Regions from separate parts of the Mus musculus genome. Here region 2 is linked to region 1. Evidence: chromatin loops called from intact Hi-C (ENCODE). Cell type or tissue: heart. All regions are shown on one strand. Each heading gives the region's core, and the rest is flanking DNA. Links, peaks and the distances in the headings are about the cores only.

Evidence for each region. A loop is a pair of places that touch in the nucleus more often than their neighbours do. Peaks named below come from ENCODE experiments on the same cell type or tissue, not always from the same donor. Only the 100,000 strongest peaks of a DNase experiment are listed, where the experiment ranks them.
Region 2: a loop joins it to region 1, with 2.5 times the contacts of the local background. A loop is called at or near these places in 7 of 42 quality-filtered maps.

Annotation. Positions count from the first base shown.
Region 1 is chr2:60,120,480-60,128,751 of GRCm38, reverse strand. Baz2b (bromodomain adjacent to zinc finger domain, 2B) reads left to right here and starts at 3,012. Exons shown (of 36, transcript NM_001001182.3): 1 at 3,012-3,289. In heart, for the core only: no CTCF peak of the experiment used is centred there; DNase peaks (open chromatin) are centred at 3,311, 3,441 and 3,991; H3K4me3 peaks cover 4,877 bases; H3K27ac peaks cover 4,760 bases.
Region 2 is chr2:59,964,566-59,971,104 of GRCm38, reverse strand. It overlaps Baz2b (bromodomain adjacent to zinc finger domain, 2B), which reads left to right. Exons shown (of 36, transcript NM_001001182.3): 7 at 1,687-1,887; 8 at 2,083-2,478. Among named protein-coding and RNA genes, the nearest start is that of Gm13572, 69 kb to the left of the region's middle. In heart, for the core only: no CTCF peak of the experiment used is centred there; a DNase peak (open chromatin) is centred at 2,284; H3K27ac peaks cover 419 bases.

The DNA.
Region 1 (8,272 bases), core at 1,719-6,718:
CTGAGTCCCAGGCTAGCTTGGTCTACAAGGTGAGTTCTAGGACAGCCACAGCCATGTTGAGAGACTTTGTCTCAAACAAAGTGTGTGTGTGTGTGTGTGTGCACTTTCAATGACCAAATGACATGAAAGGAGCCAAAGCTATATTTTAATATAAAAATGAAGTTTTTATTATTGATAGGAAAATATAGAAATTGGTTTAGAATTTTAGATATCAAATATGATTTACATCAAATTTTATGTTTTGTGGCAGTTTGAGACTGCCACCAAAGGATTTCCTGATTATATAAGAAACTCTTGATTATAAGTTTTCAAATGTTCTGAAAAGACATAATATAAAACTCTTTCCTATAGCCACTTCTTGTGTTCAAACCTTTTCAAAAGACCCAGGCTCAGTTTGCAGCTCACTGTGTTGTAGGTCACAGAAAGGAGAAAGACAACTTTTTGTTGGTGGTGGCTTCAATGTAAATTTCATGTACACACTTTGAAAACATTTTGAACTCTGGTTCTATAATCATTCACAGGAATGATACTTTTTTATAGTAACTAGTTGATTATTATGTATACACACATAGTTTTCTTTCTGCTGTTCCCATAATTTAGTTACTATACTTCTTCCCCATACCTCTCCCACACACACTAAAAGCCAAGCAATGTAAGTCACATATCCTTATGAAACCCATTGTTTGGAAACCAACTTAGTGTCTTTAGATCAAATTTTACTTTAAAAGATTGTAAAAATACATATTTGGAGGGTATTTGCGTGACATATTTAAGCAGAATAACATTCTGAGTTGTAGAAGTTATGGTGTATTAGTCATCTTTGTTTAAGGAGAATTGCATCGAAAGAGAACTCTGGAAATCAAGACAACTTGAAAGCATCCCCCTTTCCTTAGTCTCCTAAACTGATATTATCTAGGTAGAGTGTCAGTAACAAATATTGAAATATCAACATTCAACTTTATATACAGAGCTATTGCTAAGTTCCATCTGAATAATGACCGCCATTATAGAATAATGTGAGAGTTTTCCGATGTGACTTAGGATCCTAGGCTACATGCTACCCTTCATATTTACATTTTAATCTGTGTTTATCTGGATATTATTAGTCAATTCTGAGATGGTGGAATTGGTGACCTGGTCATACATGTGCAGAGCTTGGCCTCTGAGTTAATTAAATATGAGTTAATAATATATTGTAGGAGAATTATTGTCTTTATTACAGTTATTAGGTAGTTACTGAAATTATAGTTTGTAAGGAGCGCAAAGCCTGGCAAACTCAGGATTAAATCATGCATTTGAACCTTAGGCCAGCTTTACTAGAGAGACAGTCTGCTGCTAAAAGAGAAATTGTATGTCATTGAAATTAAATGCTTTTCTGGGGATGGAAGATTCCAGGTTTTAATGAAATTACTGAGTGTGGTGTAGTGAAATGATTAAAATCTGTATTCCGGGAATGTGGCAGGGAAAAAAAATCAATAAGTGCTCGCACAGCTCTGCTGCTCAATGTGAATCCTAAGATTGAAATAAACTACTACAAAAATAATAATTAAAAACATATCAGCACATTAATTTATTTAGCATCAGTCTCCCGAGACATCATCTTCACTAATTTTTAGCATACATTACTATGTAATGAGCAGCCGTCTTTTCAGATGCCCCTATTAGACAGCAGCATCGCCGCCCTTCCCCCACGCTCCTGCCTCGCAATCATTGTACTTGCACTTATTATGTTACAAATGACCGAGGTAAGGCTGACATTCTCAGAGCATGCAAAAAGACCTAGTCTGCCAGCTTTTTTTTCCTTCCTAATGAAGCAGCTTTGTGAAATCTCCCCATGTGTTAATACTAATGAAGATCCTCCAGCACAATTAAAATCACAGCCAGTGGCTGAGGAGGAAACATAAAACAATAGCATCTTTTAGGATACATCTAGCCACATATGCACGCATAAAATAATACATGGGCAAATCATTCTCTGAGAACTACATTTTTACTTGGTCTTCATTCTGAAAACTAAATTATCTAATTTGTAATTACACAAACTTCAAGAGTTTATTGTGTTCTTAATAAACACCTTAATATATATATATTTTAAATGACCTTTTTGTCTTCGTGGGTAATAACGTGTACCTAGGTTAAGGGGTTTTTTTTTTTTTTTTAACTCGTTTTTAGGAGACTGCGGGTACACTGTTGGAGGGAACGGGGTGTTCTTTGCCTTTAGTTTAACTTGATTGGTTGAAGGGAATTGGGGAGTGGAAGGTTAAAAATTGAGACAGCCAGCTGACATTCTGGGGCTCTGATGGAGCACAGCACGTTTAGTTGGTAATGGGCTATTAGTCTTTTAAAGTGTTTAGTTCTTACAGTTTAACTAGCTTTTTTTTTTTTCTTAACCGAAACTAGAAAAAAAAATGAGATTACGGCTTACAGATTATACAAATAACTGTAAAAGAACTTAGTGTTTATTCATTTGAATATTATTGATTCACACCATGAACATCACAAGCATTTAAATTCGTCCATGGAAAAGCATTAGTAGTTTACCTTGAGATCGCCTTGCGCCCTGCTTTTTAAAGCCCTAGCATGCACAAATTCTTGGCATATTAATTTAGCGTGTAGACTCCAACACAATTCCTAGTTTACAAACATAAAAGTTGGTGGAGATGGCTTATCTGTGTTCCCTAACAGTCCGTTTAAGTTTTTTTTTTTTTAAATTAAGTATTCAGTTCTGTCCCCCCCTCCCCGCCCCCCGAAAAGCAAAACAAAACATGTAAGTTTCTTAACTTTTTCTTGGGACGAGGAGCGGTGCAAACTCAAAGATACAGTATTCTTGGAATGAAGAAGCAGCCCCCTCCCTTGGCTCCTTTTAGAGCTGATAGGTCATTTATTATTGGAACTGAAATGGTATAAACAATTCTCTCGCTCTTTTTTCCCTTGTTAACAGCAACTTTCATTGTTAGAGAGAGGAGAGAGAGAGAAGCCTTGTTGGTTGACGTCACTTGGTTCATGAAGCCTTCGCCTAGAAGTGAAGCTGCTGAACAAACCTTGAGAAGAATCATCTCCTGCTTCAATCTGCTGCTGGATAGGAACTAATCAGAGAGCGAGCGGCGGAAGACGGGGACGGAGGGAGCCAGGGCTTTCGCGATCACGGATCTCACCTCCACTCCAACTCCCTAGACTTTCTGGCAGGAATTAGAAGAGAAATAAGGAGGCGGTGGGGATTCCGAAAAGCTTAACCCGCACCCGGGAAGGGCGAAAATCCCTTCCCCCGCAACTCAGTTCGAAAGTGAAGGTGAGTTTGAGAGCCGGGGTGCGGGGGTGCGGGCGAGGTGGGTTCCGGGCGGAGAGCGGCGGCTGCGGGCTGGAGCCCTCCCGAGGCGCCCGCCGCTGTTTACCCGCGCCGCCCGGTGTGGCTCTTTGTTGTGCGGCTGCGACGCAGCGGTGGCTCTGGGGTCCCGACTAGAGTCCCGGGCGGAGGGCGCGGGGCGCGGGGCCCTGGTACCGGGCGGGGTGTGTGTGTGGGGGGTGCGGGCTCCGCGGAACGGAAACTTTGCTGGGAGTGCGGGCGCGGGCGGGCGGGCGAGCGAGCGGCCGGGCGGGCCTCGTCCCTCCATTGTGCCCGCCGCCCTCGCCGCCGGCCTCGCGGCGTCCTCCAGCCCGGCCCGCTGCGGCGCCCCGCGGGGCAGCTCCCGAGGCGCCGGGCCCTGGCCGCCCCCGCCTCCGCCCGGGGCCCGCAGCCTCGCTCCCGCCGAACCGCGCCAGGCCGCTGGGGCTCCGGAGCCGGGTGGGGGTGGGGCCGCGGCCCCGGGCGGCGGGTACCGGGCGGCTCGGCTCCGGGAGGGCTCCGGGCGTCCTGGGGCCGCGGCGGCCTGGCGGGCTGGGCTCCGGGTCCTCGGGCTCCGCGTCCTCCCTCCCCCGCGACGCCCCGCTCCCCTCCCCTAAAGTAGTTCCGCGAACCCCAGAATTGGGATCGGGAAAGGCTAGGAAGTGTGCCGGGACTCGGAGCCGGCCCCGCGGGGTGGGGGCTGGCTCCTCTTCCCCTCTCCTCCGTGTTTATCTTTTGTGTGTTGTTTCCTTGTGAAGCGAGAAGCAGCTGCAGTCCGTGGCCGAGTTGTTGAAATTTATCCCTTTGTGTATATTACAATATCCTCCATTTTTCCCCCTGCCCTCTAAACAACAAGCGTTTCGCCATCTTGGGCAATTTTTATTCCCAAGTCTGTCTGTCTCTTTTAATTTTTAAGGAAGGGAAAGGAGCCATAGAAATGAAAAAAAGTGTGCCTGGATAAGGCTCAAAGTTAGGAACGGTTCAGGGGGCCATGTGACGTCATGTAAACTTTTATCAAGAAAATTTCCCCAAAGTGGTTTTTTGTTTTCCTCAAAATTTTCTCGTTTTTCGGAATCGTGTAACTTAGAGGCTAGTGATAAGTTGTGCACTTTATTTTTGTATTTTGCATTCAGAACGGATCGCAAAACCATGTTTGGTAACAAGTGGAAGATTATTTTTTTAAAAAATGATCGAAACTTTTTACTGTGTCACTTAGTATCCACCTAGTTTTGTGCACGAGGGTTTTAAAAAAATTTTTTAAGTGTATTTGTAACAATATAGTTCTTTTCTTGGGAGGTTCCACAGATCTAACAAATTGAGAATAGTTACTATTTATATATCCATCACTTGGGGTGTCTACCTCCCCTTTTACAATTGTGTTCTCCTCTTTCGTGCTATTTACATTTTAAAAGAATTATACAGAATATCAGAATATCAGATTCTTGATACTTTTACATCTTAGTAGTGAATATTAAAGTCAAAGGGTTGGCAAAAAATGTAGTTTAGCATATAAAAGGCAGAATTAGCTTTAATAGATAATTTACAGTCTTTTGATGTAAACTTTATTAACCATCATAAAAATAATGATAAAAACTACAATTTAAATTTGTTTGTCGAAAATAGTTTTTCACCTTACCAAAAAAAAAAAAAAGTTGAGCTGGTCACATGACCCTACTTAATGCTACACTCACTGAGGAGTATATAAATAGGCACAGTAAATTGAATGGAAAAGCGTAACTTTGTCTCCAGTAGTCATTTTCAGTCAGCATATTTACATCTCTTCTAACAGGGACCTGAAACTGCCTGTATTTAATTTGCATTCCCTTTGTCTTCTGGGTTGGGGAAAAAAACATTGACTACAATGAACTTACAAAAAGAAGCTAATAGAAAAATTCTAACTACATTAAGGAGATTGTCTAATATTCGAAAACTTCCATTGTAAGTGGTATGTTTGAACTGTCTGTGGAATATTCTATGCTGCTTTCTGCTATTTACTCAGAAATATGCTCTGTGTAAAATGCTACATAGAAATCTTAACTGAATTGAGTGTCTGCTGTTTAGTGAACTGTAGGTAGGTGAAAAATGTTTAAATAGTTAAAAGCACATAGAACAGATGGCTCTAAATTATACATGCAACAAAGGACTAGAAGATTTGGCAGATTATAAATGGAAGCAACAGAGGATAAGCAGGTTAAGAAAATGGTAGTTAAGTCCGTTGCTGTCTCACACCTATTGTAAACACTGCTGCACAATCAATAATTTAGATGACACTACGGCATTTGTGTGTCTCAGTAGAAAAGGAAGATTTTACAAATATTTGCAGCAAATGCTAAATGTATATTTAAGCAACCGTGACAAAGAGTTTTATTTTTTTAGGAAATCAGGTTGTGTGCTTTTAAAATAGGAAGTTATTTATCAGAACTTAGTATGTTCATGTAATGGTTTTCAGAAAAATAGAACTAGGCACGTATTGTAAAATCTAGATAATGCTATCTGAAATGTTGTTGGTTAAACTAATACACTGACTAGGGTAAGCTTGCACATTCACTCTTTATGCTAGTGAAAATGGGGTCTTAGCTGCTCAGTCTTGGCAAATGCATGGATTACAATACTGCCAGCCTCATTTACTAAATAGTGTGTGAGGTAAAAGAATATATTTTAGTTTTCATATTTGAGTTTTGTACATAACACTATGATTTGACTTGATGAATGTGGTTTACTATTTATTTATAAATGTAAATATTTTGTGTGATTCTGGTCTCTCTGGAAGAATCAGAGTGTATTTAGCTTTTTCAAAAGAATAGACTATCTTAAAAAGTATTGGACTTAGCTGAAATTTGCTTTTCGTGTATCTAAGCCACTCATTTAAAATGCACACAAGCTGTAAGGGAAAGCCAGGAATTCTGAACGTGTTGCCCTCTCTCTCATTTCTTTGTTTGCATGTTTATTATAGAGTTGCAGTAAAGGAGCAGATGTTTTGCCAAACATCCTGATGTGTTGCTTGTTCTTATGGGAGTGCATAGCTGCTCCTTCTGATGCATCAACTTGACAGCTGGTTGATTTCATGGAGCTGCTAAGAAGCCATTAGTGGTGTCATTGAATTGAAACAGAACAGTCACTCCCAGCTTGAACTGCAATTGTTAATGTCTTTGTTGCTACTTTTGTGTTACTATACAAGATGTGGGATACCACCTTTGCTCAGAAGTTCAAGGTTTCTGTCTTATCTCCTTGAGTAGGTGGAAGGTAGCACATTAGACCTTGATAACGCATAGGTGTAAAGATTTCATACAAGAAAGGGCTTTGAAATTGTAGTTTCAGAGTGACTGAACTAGTCTTTCTTAGAAAACTACCAAAAAAAGAAAAAAGAAAAAAGAAACATGGCACAGTGCAAGCAAAGTCATAAAGTGGAATTGACCCCTGTAAGAAATTATGTAATCAGGGTTCAGTGATTGTTTAATATACTTAATTTCCTGAGGGATTAATCAAATTGTCTAGTAAGTATTTTAGGAGGTTTTTTTAATTACAGAAAATTAAATATTTTGAGTAATAAAGTCTTAAAATATCGTGGTTTATTTAATAAATACTGGCTCATTTGGCTTAATGTTTCTTTAAACGTTTACTGTGGGAAGTGATCAGAGAGGGAATAATTGTTGGAAAGTAGACCATTCTGCTTGTAATTTTCTAACGAGGCCAAAATTCATAAGACTAAAAATTCATAAGACCCTGTTCCAAATTTTCCTCCTAGTAGCTGTTTAGTGATTTTCTTAAACTAAAGCCATGCGTTTGTTGTAGCGAGGGCCTTCATTGCATCCGTTGTGTTTGTTTTGAGAGGAAGGGTCTGACTGCAGTTTCTTGCTGACCTGTCCAGGGTCTTCCCTGGGGTGGCATCCCAGGCTTGTGCCACTTCTACCTGTGGCTTCAGCTCTACTGGGACTTAGTATTCCAGCTGTATCATTTTCCTGAGCTTTGTACTTTTTCTGTTTTGTGGGTTGGAGGAGAAATAAGAAGGAGCAAAGGGTAAGAATAAAGGCTACTAGTCTCACAAGACAGAGGTGCTTTGTAAGAAAACTGGAGGGAAAGAGAACAACTGATGGTGGTGCCAGAATGCAGTGTGTTTTATTATTTTTGAGACCCTTTTTAATACCAATATTTATTAATTTTTCTCAAAGTTTTAGATCTTAAAGTAGAATAAAATTTAAGAACTCTTCAAAGAGTATAACATACTTTAAAACATATATACATAAAATGTAAAATTGATTATTGGAAGGCATAATTTGCTGAAATAAGTCCTATTAAAAAGACTTCCTGTAGAAAAGAAAAAAGAAAAAAAAAGACTCCCTATAAAGTGGCAGGGCACTCTTTTAATGCCAACACTCTGGATCTCTGAGTTTGAGGCCAGCATGAACTACAGAGTGAGTTCCAGGATAGCAAGGGATACAGAGAGAAACTTTGTCTCAAATAAAACAACAGAAAATGACTTCCTGTATAATATGAGCAAATTTTCAACTTGTATGACACACCTCTGAGTGATTCTGGGGTCTGAAATCATAAGTTTATGATCATAAGTCTTTTAGGGAAGTCATGCATTACTGTCACTAAAGTTAGAGGTTATCTTGAGGCAGTACAACACCCTAGTCTTTGTATTGTAGCCATAAAGTTCCTTAAAATGCAAATCATGCTGCTGAATTAAACCGTATGGATCTCATTGTAAAAGAAGATTCGTTTGTATTATTTCTAATTATGTGTGTGTGTGTGTGGGGGGGGGGGGTTGGGAGTAGGATTTTGTGCAGGTGTGTGCAGGTCCCCCATCCCCAGAGACCAAAGGAATCAGATTTCCTGGACCTGGAGGTACAGGCTTTTTTGAGCCACCCAATATTGGTTCTAGGACTAAACACAGGCCCTCCGAGTTACTGAGACATCTCTCTGGCCCTGTGTCTAGCTTCTGAAGAA
Region 2 (6,539 bases), core at 1-5,000, 160 kb after region 1:
GACTGGCTACAAATTGTACGTCATGGTGCCACAGTATCCTTTCAGCATCCCTTCCTCGCTGTCTTCCTATCAGTCAGCTTGTATGAGTGTGACATAACTTTTTATAGTTCATCTCATGCTGTGTTTGTTATAGTTCACCTCACAGTTATGTTTTTATACAGTACTCATTCCTTTTTATTTGACATTTAATATCCATACATTCCTAGAATGGGTTTGGCTGCAGTCTGTCTTCTCCGTTCCTTCCTGCTCCAGTTTCTCCCACATTCCCCTCCCAACCCCATGTGCTTGCTGCTGTGTACTTGTGTGTACTCCTCCCCATACGTGCTCTGTCCCCTCCTCTTCCCCTCGCTCCCCTCCTCCTCATTATCCACAAGTCCATGTTGTGTTGCCTGTGCATACATGAGCATATGGTCACCCGTTGGAGCGTGAGTAACCCTTCACTGCCCACATCTTAAGAACCGTGGTTTTGCTTCTCCCTGTGGCCATCGGTCGCCACTAGCTTCTCAGTAGCCCTGAAACTTCCGGAGTGCCTTCCCTGTCATTTCTGGAGCCTTTGCTGGCTCACACTTCAGCAGGTCTTGTACATGTCAGTGAACAAGGAAGACGCTGCTGACACTGTTTCCACCCCTGCAGGGTCTACAGGCAGCCACCCCTTCTGGCTATTTCTTAAACATAAGACTTCTTTTTCATATGAACTATATTATCCTTTTCTGTCAGCGTTCAATACTTTTTTTTTCCAATAAAGCCTTGAATATTTTAGAAATGTTTTTTTTTTCTCCCTATGTGAATTCTCCCCCTAAGACAAGTTTCCCTATGACGCTCTCAGTGTCCTGGACTCACTATGTACACTCGGATAGTCTGAGACTGGTGGAGACTCTTGAGCACTGGGTTGATAGGAAACATTTTTATACAGGACTCCACTCCTCACTGCTATGCCATACATCTTTTGCTGTCTGTCTTGTTTTCTGGCTGTCACTCAGAACTGGATGTCATTGTTGGCTTTTATACTAAGAATCTCTTCCCCTTCTTCCCTGACATTAGACTGACATTGGATGTCATGTACGCAAAGATTCACTGGGTCACACAGTGATAGTAGGTACCTGGAAAGGTGGTTTGGCCCGTCTTAGGTCAAGGTCTGTCTGCTTACTCCACATCAAATCTGTGTCATTATTTTGTAAACTGCAGTTTTGAATGTTGCACTATTTGAAGCGTGGCTGTGATGTAGGTAACTCTATATATGTACAATATTTGTATATTTATATTTTAACTGTTCTACATGTGACAGTGTCTACTGTTAAAGCCATATTTTATGCCTTATATATAAGAATACAATATGTACATTAAGTAACATAATAGAATTATTTGATATATTTTTAAATAGAAAAGTGTAGGGGATTTTTCTCGGGTTATAAAACTCCCCACCTCATAACATTTTTTTTAAATGAGTTTTTTTCTAACAGATTAATAGGGCAAATAGGTTCAGTGACTAGCCATGTCAAGACTTACACTGATGGTGTTCTGTCAGATAAGTTGGCTAATAATAACCCTGATGCCATATGCTCTCTCTTTTGTTAATGATATTTTAATATTGAAGTTATCATTTGAAAACTAAAAGAGCATGCCTTCTACTGAAGCCTGAATTTATTTTTAAAGAATAATCTTGACAAATAATGACTCTTTCTCTAGAAACCAAGGAAGAAGGCTATGGAAAGTTCTAGCAACAGTGATAGTGACTCAGGCACATCGTCAGACACCTCGAGTGAAGGCATTAGCAGCAGTGACTCAGACGATCTGGAAGAGGAAGAGGAAGAAGATCAAAGCGTGGAGGAGAGTGAAGATGACGATTCTGACTCAGAGACTGAAGCACAACACAAAAGTAACAACCAGGTATGTTTCGCTCGCATGCAGAGCTCAGGACAAGTGCAGTCACCTCCTCTCCACTCGGTGCCATTCTTCACCTTCGGTCCTTTCGTACAGAACACTACCTTTTAGGGTCTTTGGTTATGTTGTAGGGAACTTTGTGTCACATCTCTGTCATCAGTGATTAGCAGAACTTTCTCAAGTATTTAAATTTTTTTCCAGGTGCTATTACATGGTATTTCAGACCCAAAAACAGATGGACAGAAAGCAACTGAAAAAGCCCAGGAAAGAAGAACACACCAGCCATTACCTCCTGTGTCTGAGTCCCAGACGCACCCACCATTCCAGTCCCAGCAGAAGCAGCCTCAGGTTCTCTCACAGCAGCTTCCGTTTATTTTCCAAAGCTCTCAGGCAAAGGAGGAGTCTGTGACCAAACACACCAGTGTAATACAGTCGACGGGACTGGTGTCCAATGTGAAACCTTTGTCTTTGGTAAATCAAGCCAAAAAGGAAACTTACAGGAAACTCGTAGTTCCTTCTCCTGATGTACTTAAAGCAGGGAATAAAAATACCTCTGAAGAGTCTAGTTCTTTGACCAGTGAATTGCGATCCAAACGGGTAAGCTCAATATCACAAGAATTTTACTGCTAGAAGACAAGTGGGGCTCGGGTGTACCGATGAGCGGAGCGCATGCTCGAACGCTGAGCATGGCAGTGGGGTTGAGGAGAGGAGAAAACGGCTTTCTGCTGTGGGTGTAACTCAGTGGTAGAGGGCTTATACTCACACACATGCCTGTTTCCTGTGCTTCTGAAACACTACCTGTCATCCCACCTCTACCCCCATGCATTCCTGTATTGTCAGTAAGAGTATACTATAGTTGAGGAAGGCATATAGCTATTTTGTTTAAAATTAATGCCTCTTTATTTTGCACTATATTCTATGTGAAAAGGATTAACTCTTACATAACTTTCTTTTACTCTTAGAATTTATAGATCGTTAAATATATATTTAAAATATAAATACATTTAATAAATATTATATATTATTATAGACAATACATTAAATTGTTAAATGTGAATAAATATAAGTATATTTTAAAGATATAAATATAAAAAACCCTTTTTACCATTAGAATGGTATGTATTCCTACATTTGTGTGGATTGTAGGTTTTAATTTTCCTTGTCTGTGGTTGGTGTGTTTGGTGTGCAGGTGATTCTGTCTACACCTGAGTATAGAGGCCAGAGAGGGATGTCAGATATGCTGCTCTCTCAAGCGCCACGTCATTCATCTGAGATAGGACCTAGAACTAGCGTGGCAGTGGCTAGCCCAAAGATGCCAGCTCCTTTTCTCTGCCCTACCAGAACTGACCTTTGGAGTTTATAGTAGCCAACCTTTTAAGTGGCTTCTGGTGATTTGAACTCAGGTCCTCATGTTTGCAGAGCAAGCCGCCTTAGCCACTGAGCCATCTCTGTAGCCCCAGCTATTGATTTTTAAGTGCCAGACTGCGTTTACTCATTAGTTAATATCATATATTAGTGTTAAATGCTATTAGCTCCATTTACAAGTGATAAACTCGAGATTTATAGAATTAATCTTGTATAACTCAATTTAATAATTCAGTTCTTTATAGCAACTGTCACAGGATCACATTTGTGATGTAGTTAGAATCCAGATGACGGCTATATGGTACTAGAATCCTTATTTCTTTCTCCTTTCTTTGTTTACATTTTTGTTGATTGTGTGTGAGTATGTGTCCATGTGCACATATGTGCATGAGCCCTAAACCGTGTGGGTGGGAACCAGTTCTCTCCTTCTACTGTGTAGGTCCTGGGAATCAAAGTCAGGTTCTTGGGCTTAGTGGCAGCCGGTTTATCTGCTCAGCCACCCTACCAGCCCTACCGCCCCCATCTTTAACAATACAACAAGCTGTATTTTCTTTTCAAGAAAGAAAGAGAAGAGGAGAAAATAAAATTTTTCCTGTGTTCTTTACTCTCAATTCTTCTGATGGTGTTATGAACTAGATCAAAGAAACAGATGATCTGAATAAATTATGAGGGTCTGAAAGCCAGGTTTTGCATTAGATCATCTGAGAAAGTTTAAGAAAATTATTTTGTGAAAGAAATTAAGCCAGACTCTGTTGTAGTAGAGCTACAGTGTGTGGCTTGTTAAAGCTTCCTTGATAACTGAGATGTGTAGCCAGATGCAGTAGGCACCAGTCTAACAATGAGCAGTGATCTGGATATAACTTATACTCCTCAAACCCAGCAAGGATTAATCAACACCAGGTGGTTTCCTTCCTAGCAGCAAGCTAAGTAAGCTAAGAGTGACACTGTCTGGTTTTAGACTTTCCTTAGTGAATTATTCCACTTTCAGATAAATGAATTCACAGAGCTATCTTATGAGTTACTTCTGCTCCGAATAAGTACTTGCTTTTGGTCTCCTAAATGTTGCTTATAAATAATTCTATAAAATAATTCCCTGCTGGGGAGATGCTCTGTGGAAACAGACAGACACTTGCTGGGCAGGCGAGACAGCTGAGTTTGCATTCTTGGCACCTACATAAGATGCTAGACCATGTCCATGTGTGCCCGGAGCCCTGCCACTGTGGGAAGTGGAGACGGGAGAATTGTTTGAGCTTGCCAGCTGCTAGCCTCGCTCCACATTCAACAAGAGATCCTGTCTCAAAGGAATCAAGCATAAAACACTAGAGCAACTCTCTCCGTGTCCATCTCTGGCCTGTGCAATGCAGCAGTGCACAAATGTGTACATGCACATGCATGCCAAATATAAAAAGTAACTGAGTAGTTATATGGTTACTGGAGAGCCATTTATTAAATAGGTTACAGAGCTGCAGAGATTGCTCAGCAGTTAGCACTGACTGCTCTTCCAGAGGTCCTGAGTTCAATTCTCAGCAACCACATGGTGGCTCACAACCATCTGTAATGGAACCCGATGCCCTCTTCTGGTGTGTCTGAAGACAGCTACAGTGTATTCATATACATTAAATAAATAATAAATAATTTAAATAGGTTACGTATTCTCTTAATGAACTAAAGCTAGGATCATTATACATACAGTCCTGTGTCTGTACTAAACCATGTAAAGAAACTCTGTAAGACTCAGGTTAAAGTCACTTGCTATTGCTGTAACAAATGAAAGTTCATAGTTAAAGGGGTTTAAAACAAGCATTCTAATTAAAAAATCGTGTTTTTACTGTATGAAGACCATTCCAGAAGTGTATACCTAAGTTACTAAGATGATAATAATTCATTGCGAGTAGTTTAGCAAGCAGACACTTTTTTTCCTTTATGTATGAATTTCTTGTGTGTATTTGTGTGTGCTGTGCACATGTGTGTGTGTGTGTGTCCAAGTCTGGTGCTTGCATAGGCATCTAATCCCCTGGAACTGGAGTTACATATGGTTGTAAGCTACGTGTGGATGCTGTGAACAAAATCTGCATTTTCTGCAAGAACAGCAAGTGTTCTTAACCACTGAACGTTTCTTAATAGTCTCTCCAGCCACGTGATTAGATCTGTATTAGACTCAGCTCTAAATGATGTTATCCACATACCTCATTTACTGTTAACAGAGCATTTTGTCCATATTTTTCTTGATATAATTTTCTTTATAGAATACTTTATAATATACTGAGTTTTGCTTACTTTTTATGACAGTCTCTTTTGTTCCATGCTATCTGTTATTAATTCTTTGGCCTTATCCTTAATCTATGAACTTCCGATTTATTTTCTATCATTGATTCCTTCAGTGCTTACATTGTGAACATGTAATGTAAATGAATAAGTATAAATTCAATGTACATAGCCATGGAGTAGAACTTGATAGACCTGTGTAAGTCAGGCCTGATCTGCAGGATACTTTGCATTTGCTGAAACTAGGGCAAGGGACAGTGAAGGGGAGGCATTGGGTGGGGGATGACACCCCAGCCGGTCTCTCCCCTTTGCTATCGGGTAGTTGATGCTCTAAAACAGTGATTGTACACACTATTTTTAGACCCTTTCCTAACATCATGTATACTCTTAAGGTTAACTGACAGTAGCCTTGGGATAAATGCAATAATCTTTGTTTATTCCTGTTAACCCGTGGGTATAAACCTATGATGTGAGAGTCCTTAGAATTAGAGCAAGGAGCAATTGCTGAAAATCAAAATAGGAATGGGCAGTATATGATTATCTTTCATTTAATCATGTGGCCCAATATTAGAAGAAATCATGTTAGTAAAAGGGATATTATATGCCAGCTATATTCTAAGAGATACAACACATTGGAGTTTTCTGTCAGAAAATTGTATCACAGACTTAAAAAGGTATTTTATCTGAGAATCATAGTATATACACCAAAGGGACATATTGAATGATTAACTAATTAACATTTTCCTGGGGGTTGTTTTTTGTATGAATGTAATATCATTTGCTTACAAAGAATTATTTGAGTAATGTAATTTTTCCTCTGTGTGCCTGCTTTGGCTGTATTGAGCTAGAATGGACAGTGTGTGTACTTGATACCCAAGGGCATTAGAAGCAGGGTGGGGGGTGTCGGATCCCCTCGAACTGGAGTTATGGTTGGTTAAAAGCCATCATATAGGTTCTAGGAAATGACCTGTTGCTTTCTGAAAGAGCAATAAATGCTCTTAACCACTGGGTTATCTTTCCAGCCTCTT